Regions from separate parts of the Homo sapiens genome. Here region 1 is linked to region 2. Evidence: chromatin contacts called from ENCODE Hi-C data. All regions are on one chromosome and are shown on one strand. The core of a region is the stretch at or near the end of the contact, and the rest is flanking DNA. Distances in the headings are between cores, read along the strand shown.

The links. Hi-C counts contacts between places; a loop is a spot of excess contacts on that map. Pooled maps may share reads with other maps.
Region 1: a map of naive thymus-derived CD4-positive, alpha-beta T cell shows a loop between it and region 2 (4-fold over the local background). The contact joins the enhancer-like site here to the promoter of LINC01476 in region 2. A Hi-C loop is called at or near these places in 2 of 168 maps with a recorded cell type or tissue (Caco-2 and naive thymus-derived CD4-positive, alpha-beta T cell), 8 of 37 single-sample maps with no recorded cell type and 7 of 50 pooled maps.

The regions. Positions count from the first base shown.
Region 1 is chr17:59,637,543-59,643,767 of GRCh38, reverse strand. The region is part of intron 1 of CLTC (clathrin heavy chain); the gene reads right to left. Among named protein-coding and RNA genes, the nearest start is that of CLTC, 21 kb to the right of the region's middle. RefSeq lists a silencer at 1,427-1,506. Within about 2 kb of position 1,532, at least 6 of the 41 ENCODE cell types and tissues checked have a DNase peak (open chromatin) inside an H3K27ac peak, as active enhancers do.
Region 2 is chr17:59,524,643-59,530,526 of GRCh38, reverse strand. LINC01476 (long intergenic non-protein coding RNA 1476) reads left to right here and starts at 3,670. Exons shown (of 3, transcript NR_110813.1): 1 at 3,670-4,047. LOC105371847 (a long non-coding RNA gene) reads right to left here and starts at 736. Exons shown (of 3, transcript XR_934889.2): 1 at 451-736.

The sequences.
Region 1 (6,225 bases), core at 283-2,782, 120 kb before region 2:
AAAGATATGTAAGAGGGATCTTGTCAAAGGCTACACAGCTAAAGCAATGTGTTCAAAGGAGGCAGGCGAGAGAATTCTCAACAGAAAGAGCATGTGGTAAAGCACAGAGACGTAAAAGTGTGGTTGGCTAAGGGAACTACAAGTACTTTTGTAACACTATAGGATTGAGGGAGTACACAATTAAGGTTAGAGAAATGAGCAAGGGCCAGACCAACAAGCTAAACATACCTCAGTAAGAATCCTGAGTTTATTCTACAGGCGAAGGGAGCTACTTAAGGATTTTAACAAGGAAAATAATGGAATTAGATTTGCTTTGTGTACTCAGAAAATACTAAAGTATCTGCTAAACAAATATAGTGGATCTAAAGATGGTAGGTCTTTGCAAACCAATTAAGTATGTAAGAACAAAAGTCACTTGTTACTAGGAAGAAATCTCTACCATAGTGGGTTATTAATACTCTGGGTGACTAACTATGTTGTAACAGATTAAGTCCTACTAAAAGAAGCTACATGGAGGCTTTATTTTATTAGCCTTGGCCAGACTAGTTTTATCCCCCTTTCCTCCAAAGGTAATATAATAAATTCGCATGGTACAAAATACACACACACACACACACACACACACACACACACACCCCAGAAAAGAAAAAGCATGGAAAAAAAAAAATCAAGTCTTTCTGTCACCCTTGTCCTCTAGCAATACAGTTTTCCTCCACAAACACCACCACTGTCACTATTATCTTATGGACTAAACCAGCCAAGTTAACTGTATTTTATTTAAATTCTCTTCTGAAACTCTTCTGCTAATAGTGCTTAAACATAACCAGGCCAGGCTCTGAATAAGATATAACATAAGACTACAAGGCTACATTTTACTTTCTCTTCACTCTTCTATCTCAATTACTACTGGTATTAAGTTATTAATGTTATAACTCAGTTATAAAGTGTAGTTACAGTAACTCAGTCACTGAATATAGGGGCAAGAAGTCAAACAACTCTCTAACCATTAATACAAACATCGTAATAAAGTAGATTAACCTGCTTTACAAGCTCAAGTATATGCTGTAATGCAAGGCAAATACACTAGCTTTAAAGTATGTAACTTATAATGTATTTAGTTATAGTAAAGCCTTATAAACCATTAATTTTAACTTCTTCCTGACTTTAACTTTTCTTTTGAGACAGGATCTCACATCTATTTTTCTGAGTAGAGGGTCCTTAGACTCCTTAAGTTTAATTGATAATTATCCTTTCCGATAATTGGAGAAAACATTCCAGTGGGCTCATAAAGTTCATAGAGCTATATACCTAAAAGCAGTAAGTTATGCTGTAAGAATCCTAAGCTACCCTGTAAGAATTCTATGTTTCTAAGTCTCTACCAAGCCTTCATCTAAGGCACTGAGTTTCACCTGTCACAGCTTAAGTCCCACAGTGTTTGAGGAAGTCGGAGTAAAAATAGTGTTAGTCAAATAGTGAAATTAAATTCAAAACCACAAAAGGAAGCAAACCACAGACACTACTAACTGAACCCCAAGTGATTCTAACAGATTCCTTCCTACTTCTCAACTTCAGAGGCAGGTGGAAGATGACTTTAAGAAAACACTATCAGAAAACAATGAGGAGGAAAAAGGAAAGTCAAAAACCTGTGTTTCCAATTCCTTGTTAGATCCCCAGAAAAAAAGCAGTAAGAAAAACACGCTGCATCAGTTAGCAATGACCTTCAGCCTCAGGGTATTTTACTTGTAAAAAAAAAAAAAAAAAAAAAAAACAACAAAGATTTGGCCTGGCACCTTGGTTCACACCTATAATCCCAGCACTTTGGGAGGCTGAGATGAGAGGATCACTTGAGCCCAGGAGTTTGATACCAGCCTGGGCAACATAATGAGACCCCATCTCTGCAAAAACTTTAAAAAATAAGGTAAATAAAAGATCTGGCTTTAAAGTGACAGAACTGCCTGCAACCCTAATCTATGTAATCCTTATATTACTTTCTCATTAAACATATGCTACCAAGAGAGCTATGCATATATATCTTTGATCTCCTTCAGGAATGTATTGGTACTAATCAAAATAGTCCATGTGGAATAGATATACTTTATTTAAAAAATGCAAAATTAAACAGGAGGCAAGTGACAAACTCTTTTTTTTTTTTTTTTTTTTTTTTGAGATGGAGTCTTGCTCTGTCGCCAGCCAGGCTGGAGTACAGTGGCTCGATCTCAGCTCACTACAACCTCTGCCTCCTAGGTTCAAGTGATTCTCCTGCCTCAGCCTCCCGAGTAGCTGGGACTACAGGAGTGCGCCAACATGCCCGGCTAATTTTTTGTATTTTAGTAGAAATGGAGTTTCACCATGTTGGCCAGGATGGTCTCGATCTCCTGACCTCATGGTCCACCTGCCTCAGCCTCAGTCTAGACAAGTCAGTCAGCCTCAGTCTAGACAAGAACAGAAAAGTAGCCTGTAACCTGTAATTCCTTCTTTTCCTCTCTCCCTCAGCCTCTACTAGTGAATGTAGTGTTATTCTACTACGAATGCAGTTATTAGAACAACAGTGATATGGGTTACTTCCCTAGGATTTATGTCCCAGTTTGAGTTAAAACACCAGCAAACATGAACATAATTCTGAAGTTGCAAGTTTTTTGTTTTTTTTTTTGAAACCGAGTCTCGCTCTGTCACCAGGCTGGAATGCAGTGGCATGATCTCGGCTTACTGCAACCTCTACCTCCCCAGTTCAAGCAATTCTCCTGCCTCAGCCTCCCAAGTAGCTGGGACTACAGGCGTGCACCACCACGTCCAGCTAATTTTTGTATTTTTAGTACAGATGGGGTTTGACCACGTTGGCCAGAATGGTCTCGATCTCTTGACCTCATGTTCCGTCCGCCTTGGCCTCCCAAAGTGCTGGGAATACAGGCATGAGCCACGGCGTCCAGCCGTGTCAAATTCTTAATAATGGCACATGTTTAAACATATTAAAAAAGCACACTTAAGTGGTGGTCATTTACACAACTGAACAGGACCCTGCTCCTTCCTATATAGCCTTCCTAATTGTGAGGAAAAAAAGACAGGAACTTCGGCTGGGCGTGGTGGCTCATGCCTGTAATCCCAGCACTTTGGGAGGCCAAGGGGGCGTGGATCACGAGGTCAGGAGATCGAGATCATCCTGGCTAACACAGTGAAACCCCGTTTCTACTAAAAATACAAAATATTAGCCGGGCCCATGGTGGCACACGCCTGTAGTCCCAGCTACTCCAGAGGCTGAGGCAGGAGAATCGCTTGTACCCGGGAGGCGGAGGTTGCAGTGAGCCAAGACCGCCCTACTGCACTCCAGCCTGAGTGACAGAGCAAGACTTTGGCAAAAAAAAAAAAAAGAACTTCAAGTGACCGTATTGGCTAAGAGAAGGTTAAATTTGCTTCCACCTCTTCAAATAAGGTAGGTAAGATTGTTTTCCTTACTGATGTTCCTTTTGAGTGAGAATGTCTAGAACACTCAGCAATTCTTCCCATATTTTCCTGTTATATACTCAAAAGAGAAATATGCCAAAGCACACAATAATAGGACAAGTCACTCTTATTAACTGCAAGTCTGGTTTAGGTATACCCTTACAGTAGGAGCATGTAACAGGGTGGCCAAACTATATAACTATGTCTAGTAATATCAATATAGATTAAAACTTTTAAAATGCAACATATTTTTAAACAGGTTTTATTTTCAAAACAGCACATAGTAACCATAAAGTATTCTCAGTCAGTTATAAAGGTGTGATGGCATATAAGCTATACCACAGAAACTGAATTGTATTTTTATTCTTTATTTATTGAGACAGGGTCTTGCCCTGTTGCCCAGGCTGGAGTGCAGTGGTACCACTGCAGCCTCGACCTCCCAGGCTCAAGTGATCTTCCTACCTCAGCCTCCTCAGTACCTGAGACTACAGGCGCCACCATGCCTGGCTAATTTTTTTTTTTTTTTAAGAGACAGGTTCTCCCTATGTTACCCAGGCTGGTCTCGAACTCCTGGGCTCAAGTAATCCTCCCAGCTCGACCTCCCAGTGTTGGGATTACAGGTATGAACCACTGTACCCAGCCATAAACTGAATTATACACTATGGAACTAAGCATGGATAAAGTCAAAGGACATATACAACATTCTCTATAAACTTGCAGGTATTTTCAGAGGACATATCTGAAATACATGTAATATATCTGGATACATGTATCCAAACTACAGCTACATTTTATTATCCTCTCAATCTGCAAAATGCCATTAGTGTTGAAGCTGGAGATATCCTATTTTAACATATGCTTGGAAATTCCTATGATAAAGTTTTTTTTAACTTAAAAGAATTTTTATTTTGCTGTTATAAGAATATGGAGTCAATAAACTGGGTCCAAAAAAAGGGGCTTGTTTTTTTGAATAGTTATCACGTGCATACAGTAAAGCACTAAAATCTTACAAAAGGTTATACTATGAAAAGTCACCCACCCCGTCTTTCCAGTAATACCCTTCTCCCCTAAGCAATTAGAGATACTTTTGCATTTCAGAGTTATCCTGTAGCATATGAAAGTATGTATTTCCTCCGCCCTTTTCCAACAGAATGGCACAAGACACAAAAGTATACAAATAAACTGCTTCCTTGTTTTTACAGAAAAGCACCCAAACTTTGTAACTCATTTGGTTTCCAGATTCGATTTTGGTCTGCAAGTGGCACTACTTTAGGACTTGACACCTAAACCTGGATCTAAAAAGGCAATTAAACAAATTTATTCCCTATTTATTCTTTAAAACTCTGAAGTACCCTGGAGTTACATGTTACAAATGATTTTAAAATGCATCTCCTTCCTTCTCCATTCCAACTTCTATTAACAGGGGGAGGTGGGGAGTAAAAGGTAGGATTCTGTTTTTATAATGAGAAAATAGTACTTCGGCTTCCCCATAATCTAGAGCAGGGATCCCGAACCACAGGCCGCAGACCAGTATTCCGTTAGCAACTGGGCCACACAGAAGAAGGTGAGCAGCCAATGAGCAGTCATCACCGCCTGAGCTCTACCTCCTGTCATTTCAGCCACGGCATTAGATTCTCATAGGCACGCGAACCCTATTGTGAACTGTGCAAGCGAGGGATCTAGGTTGCTCACTCCTTATGAGAATCTAACGAATGCCTTGTGATCTGAGGTGAAACAATTTCATCTGAGACCATCCCACCCCCACTCCCACCCCCAACCGGTGGAAAAATTTTCTTCCACAAAACTGGTCCCTGGTGCCGCCAAAAAGGTTGTGGACCACTGATCTAGAGAACACAGGCTGTGTTTATGTTTTCTCATATGAAACATTTGAGATGACAGTATCTATCTCAGAGGTGTGAAGATTTAATGTGAATGCAAAGAACAATGCCTGACATCTAACAGCTCAACAGATATTGCCTTCTGTTTTTTTTTAAGAGACAGGGTCTTGCTCTGTCACCCAAGCTGGAGTGCAAGAGATAGGGTCTTGCTCTGTCACCCAAGCTGGAGTGCAGTGATGTGATCACAGCTCACTGTATCCTTAAACTCCTGGGATCAAGCAACCCAGAGCTCACTGATATTAACTATTAATACATACAACATATCAGTACTTTAAGCCAGCTCAAGGTTAGCTTTTTTGCATTTGCATTTTATTATCTGCTTAATTCAGCTGTCCATAGGTTGGCTGAAACTCTGGGTGTGAATTTCTTTCAACTACTGATACTAGATTAGTGGTCTCTGGGTGCTTAACTGCCTCAGACACTATGAAATGCCTTTTTTTTTTTAAAGTTTGTTTTTGTTGGGGAAGTGAGGAGAAAAGGAAATTACACTTTAGGACTTCCAATTCTTTTTTTTCTCATACAGGGTCTTGCTCTGTGGCCCAGGGTGGAATTCAGTGGCACAATCATGGGTCACTGCAGCTTCAACCTCCTGGGCTGCTTAATTCAGCTGTCCATAGGTTGGCTGAAACTCTGGGTGTGAATTTCTTTTAACTACTGATAATAGATTAGCCTTCCAAATAGATGGTACCACCCATACGCCACCATGCCCAGCTAATTTTTTTTTTTTTTTTTTGTAGAGATAGGCAGCACTTTGTTTCCCAGTCTGGTCTCCAACTCCTGGGCTTAAGGGATCCTCCCACCTCAGCCTCCCAAAGTGCTGGGATTACAGGCATGAGTCACTGTACCCGGCTAAAAAAAAAATTTTTTTTTTTTTTTTAAGAAACTTCAG
Region 2 (5,884 bases), core at 2,421-4,920:
TTCCCTCCCTCCCTCCCTTCTCTCTCCCTCTTTCTTTCTTTCTTTGATGGACTCTCACTCTGTCGCCCAGGCTGGAGTTCAGTGATGATATCTTGGATCACTGCAACCTCTGACTCCCAGGTTAAAACAATTCTCCTGTCTCAGCCTCCCGAGTAGCTCAGACTACAGGTGCACCCCACCACACCTGGCTAATTTTTGTATTTTAAGTAGAGATGGGGTTTCACCATATTGGTCAGGCTGGTCTCGAACTACTGACCTCAGGTGATCCACCCACCTAGGCCTCCCAAAGTGCTGGGATTACAGATGTGAGCCACTGTGCCTGGCCAGATATGTGAATTTCTTGAAATACAGGGCTATATTAGTTGGGACTCTTCATTATAAGGACAAAAATTCAACTCAAAGTAGCTTAAGCAAAGCAAAAAAAAAAAAAAAAGTGGTTTATTGGCTCACCTACTGGGAAGGACAGGGTTGTATGTGTCATTATGACTTTCTGCCTCTTCTTTGTCATCTCTACTTGGCTTGGCTTCATTCCCTGATTACTTGGTGCCTTCAAGCTTTCTTCAGGGTGACTTTAAAGGTCGGGGAAGATAGCTCCAGTAGGCCCAGGCCTACATCATAGCCTAAGTACCTCAGCTTTTCTCTCCAAACATGTACACATCGAATCCTAGGGAAGATCTATGGATCAAATGGGTAAGAGTTAGTTCCCACATGGTAAGGGGCACTCAATTATCAAAATACGGGGACGAAAAGGGCTGGGCACTGTGGCTCACGCCTGTAATCCCAGCACTTTGGGAGGCCAAGACACGTGGATTATTTGAGGCCAGGAGTTCAAGACTAGCCTGGCCAACATGGTGAAACCCCATCTCTACTGAAAATACAAAATTAAGCCAAGCGTGTGGTGTGCGCCTGTAATCCCAGCTACTTGAGAGGCTGTGGCACAAGAATCAACCTGGGAGGCAGAGGTTGCAGTGAGCTGAGATCATGCCACTGCACTCCAGCCTGTGTGAGAGTGAGATTCTGTATCGAAAAAAAAAATGGTGATGGGGGGGTGGGGAGGAGGAAAAAGATGCTAAAGAGACAAAAATGACAAAATGTGGAATAATAAAGGAAGTTAAGTATAAATTGTCTTATGAGAGCAACACAAAAGATGTGTAAAAATTACACAATCCAGCTTGGCTTTACTCTCCCAGCATCCACTTAAAATACTCTGCCTAAAGAGTAATTTTTTTCATGAAATGAAACTCACGTTATTGAGAAAATGCAGCAGGATGGGAAATAATCTTGCTTTCCTCAGAGGTGTAGAGAAGGGCAAGAACTGGAAGAGAGTTCCTCCACCAAGGTAAAACAGGCATGGAAAGGGACAGCGATGGGCACAGGTGGGGTGGGGGGTAAATCTACCTTGGGCAGGTACAGCAAGAGACATTAGGTAACAGTCCAAGAAAAGTCAGTACCCACAGCCTGGGCAACATGGAGAAATCCTGTATCTACAAAAAATACAAAAACTAGCCGGGTGTGGTGGTGCAAGCCTGTGGTCCTAGCTACTCAGGAGGCTGAGGTGGGAGGATAACCTGAACCCAGGTAGGTCAAGGCTGCAGTGAGCTGAGATTGAGTCACTGCACTGCGGCCTGGGCAACAGAGCACGACTCTGGCAAAAAAAAAAAAAAAAGCCAGGATCAGTGGCTTATGCCTGTACGCCTGTATTCCCACCACTTTGGGAGGCCGAGGCAGGTGGATCCCCTGAGGTCAGGAGTTCGAGACCAGTCTGGCCAACATGGCAAAACCCCATCTCTACTAAAAATACAAAAATTAGCTGGGCATGGTGTTGCACGCCTGTAATCCCACCTACTCAGGAGGCTGAGGCAGGAGAATCGCTTGAACCTGGGAGGCAGAGGTTGCAGTGAACTGAGATCGCGCCACTGAACTCCAGCCTGGGTGACAGAGCAAGACACGGTCTCCAAAAAAAAGAAAAAGAAAAAGAAAAAAAAGAAAAGAAAAGAAAAAATAAAGAAAGAGGAAGGAAGGAAGAAAAGAAAAGTCAGTACCTGTCATCTCAATACAAAGAAGATGGAATGTCTCAGGTGGTAGATGTTAAGTGTTTCCCTGAATAGATCTCCAAATATGGAGAGTTATCTGTCAGATATTTAGGCTGAAGTTGTGGAGCACACCTTCTGTCCCTAGGTATGATAAGAATAGAGACTGATAAGAACAAGGCAGGCCTCCAGGTCTAAAGAAAGTGTGGTTCTCAGTAGGTTTCTAAGTCAGGGATCCAGGCACAGGGAACAGACAGGGATGTAGTTACAAAAACTGGTTACCAGAAAGCCTGGTTTTGGAGACAAGTAGGAAGTCCAGTTATTGGAGCATGTCAGAGCTAGCCTAGCAATGAGTATGACTTTGTGTGCCAAATCTCTGAATGACGGACATGAGTGCCCTCCTGGGGCTGAGATTTGTTTTAGGGGCTGGAAGGTTGGTATCTGTTGGGAGATGAAGGATATAGAAGTAAGGAGTTAGGCAGGTTCTGACAGACACAAGGAAAGATTTTACTATGCAAGTTGAATAGCATGTATTTTGATCAGCTCAATTCTGAAGCTATAAAGTACAATAAAGGAGATGTTTAAAAAATAAGAGGCCAGGTGTGATGGCTCACACCTGTAATCCCAGCACTTTGGGAGGCTGAGGTGGGTGGATCACTTGAGCCCGGGAGTTTGAGATCAGCCTAGGCAACACGGCGAAACCCCGTTTCTACCAAAAATACAAAAAAATTAGGCAGGCATGGTGGCGCATGCTTGTAGTCCCAGCTGCTCTGGAGGCTGAAGTGGGAGGATCGCTTGAGCCTGGGAGGCCAATGGTGCAGTGGGCTGTAATCATGCCACTGCACTCCAGCCTGGTCAACAAAGTGAGAACCTGTCTCAAAAAAAAAAAAAAAGTGGAAGAATCCACATCTAATTTGAAACACCCAGAGCTGTGGGAATATGATAACCAGAGCACAAGAGGTACAATATTGGGGCACTTAGATAAGGGTAATTTGTATTATTGATTTGTATTCATCTCTAAGATGTGCCTCTCACTGTGAAGTTCCATGGATAAAGATTTGGCTTCAGTTTCTGTCTGGAAACCTGGCACCATTTACTTACAAATTAAAAATACAAGTGAATCATTTACATATCTCCTAGAAACCAAAGAGTTTGTATGTTATACCTCAAGTAATTTGGATAATGCCGTGGGTTGTGTTTTTTTCTTTTTTTAAATTCTAATTAAGCCGTCCATCACTTCAAGGTGATAATTTTCTCAAGTATGCTCTTCTTAAAACGATTGCATTTTATTTAGTATCTTACAGCGTGAAGAATTTTGACTCCTAGGGAAAATCTCATGTAAGTGATCATCTGTTATCTTGAGGGGAGGAGGATGGGGAGGAGTCTTTTCTGATCCTCTTCTTTTGAAAGCTATCACCCTCCCACTCTATGGGATTTAGGTGGGTCTGTCAGATACATGGGTTTAAATCCAGAACCTGCTTGATTCCCAACTTCTGTATCCTTTCTCTCCCCACAGATACCAACCATCTGGCCCTAAAACAAATCTCATCAGTTTATGAACCAGGCAGCCCAATCACAGTGCCTAATTCTCCCTATCACACAATTGGTCAAGGAGGGAGCAAGTGACATAATCTAAATTCTTTCCAAAGATGGATGCAAATGCTGGGAAAGCAAGAGTTGAATTGCTAGCCATGAGGAAAACGTAAGCCTGAGCTGTTTGCTGGCCATCTTTGCTTCCACATGGGGATGGCCTGCCTGGAAATGAAGCCACACAGAGAAAACAGAAGAGCAGTGAAGAGAAGGGTAAAAGGAGAGATCCCATGACATGATTTGCACTCTTAGATCCAGTTATGCCTGATGCAGGACCCACCCCTTGGACTTCCCATTTCCAGGAGCTAAAACTAGACTGAGTTGAGTTTCTGTCACTGACAGTTGACAGAAAATATCAACAATCCAGCCACATGGAGCCTCATGGCAGTACCACTAACCCTGGTCACCACATGAATACTGACCAGAGGTAAGCATTATTCGTTTCTGCTTTGTTGGAGGAACATTTGAGAATCTATTTTGTGTTATGTAATCTTACTTTTTGCCTCCAATGTCTACTTGTTGCAATTGCATGCAATGAAGGAACACAAAATAGACTGAATAATAAATGGGTTTTATTTTAATTGAGCACCAAGGAGTTAATATCAAGCCACAAAACTTTAGACGTTAACTTGCTTTGCTAATCATTTTTGATGACAATATTTTGAAAGAATTTAGTTCACATATGTGCTTGCAAATAAGGTGTAATCTTGCAAGATATTCAAGATTGCTCTGTCACTGGGGGTGAATGAAAAAGGTTTCTCTGTATCACTGGACATTTGAAAGAATGTATAAAAAGTGCAGGATGACTCCTTACTGGAATATAATGTTTCCAACTTTGCTATTCTAAAGTTCAAAGCCAATCTGACTCTTGATCCTTGAGTATGTGTTTTTTCTCCTCTCCAGAGGCTTTGAAGATCCCTTTGTCTCTGATGTTCTGAAGTTTCACAATCGTGTGTGTTGGCATGAGTCTTTCCCCATTCTTGTTCTGAGTGGATCCTTACACTCTGAAAATTGATTTCTTGCAGAACTATTTATTGATGGCCTACTGTGTGTCTGGTTCTATTCTACGCAATGATCAAACATACAAAATCCTTGCCATGCAGGATTTCACATTATAGGCAGGTATTGGACATTCTGCAGTGATCCAATAGGTTCCTTATTTTTTTTCTCTTCAATTTCCACTTTCTTGTCTTTTTTTTCTTCTTTCTAAAAGAGTCTTCAATTTCATCTTCCAATTCCTTTATTAAAGTTTTTGCTCCTGCTATATGTTCAATTTCCAAGGGCTCTGTATTATTTCATAAGTGCGTATCTTCTCTTATCTCTCTGAAGACGTCTTTAACAGTTTTATTATTTATTTATTTTACTTCTTGCATTATCTCAATACCTCTACATTTTGTTGTCCTGTTTATTTGTTTTGGTCTCTGTTTTTTAATGATAAAAACTTTCTTTCTCACTTGTATGTAGGGGGCTACAGAACTAAGAATGTACTGACAGCTCTGTCTGAGACTATGGGACTTGTGAATTGAGCTTCATTTGTAAGGTGATTGGGCGAAACTTAAATTTCACTGAGGTTTTCCTCCCTCCATATTGTCTTATCTATAGTTAGTTGCTAGTGTTTACACATGATGTTCTAGCCTCAAGGTGGATTTACTCTAAAATTTATTTTACTCAAGCTTGACATAGAATGTTTTAAATTTTTGTTTGTTTGTTTTTTGAGACTGAGTATCTGTCATCCAGGCTGGAGGGCAGTGGCGCAATCTTGGCTCACTGCAACCTCTGCCTCCTGGATTCAAGCAATTCCCTTGCCTCAGCCTCCCAAACAGCTGGGATTACAGGCACCCACCACCATGCCTGGCTAATTATTTTTGTATTTTTAGCAGAGACGGAGTTTTGCCATGTTGGCCAGGCTGGACTTGAACTCCTGACCTCAGGTGATCTGCCCACCTTGGCCTCCCAAAGTGCTGGGACTGCAGACGTGAGCCACTGCACCCAGACTTTAAATTTTTATTCTACATAATAAAATCAAATTACAGAGCAGCTGCCTGGTACGATTTGTATAAAACAACTTATATTTGGGCCGGGCACGGTGGCTCACACCTGTAATCTTGGCACTTTGGGTGGCTGAGGTGGTTGGATCACTTGAAGTCAGGAGTTTGAGACCAGCCTGGTCAACATGGCAAAACCCCATCTCTACTAAAAATACAAAAATTAGCCAGGCATGGTGGTGCACGCCTGTAATCCCAGCTACTTGGAAGGCTGAGGCA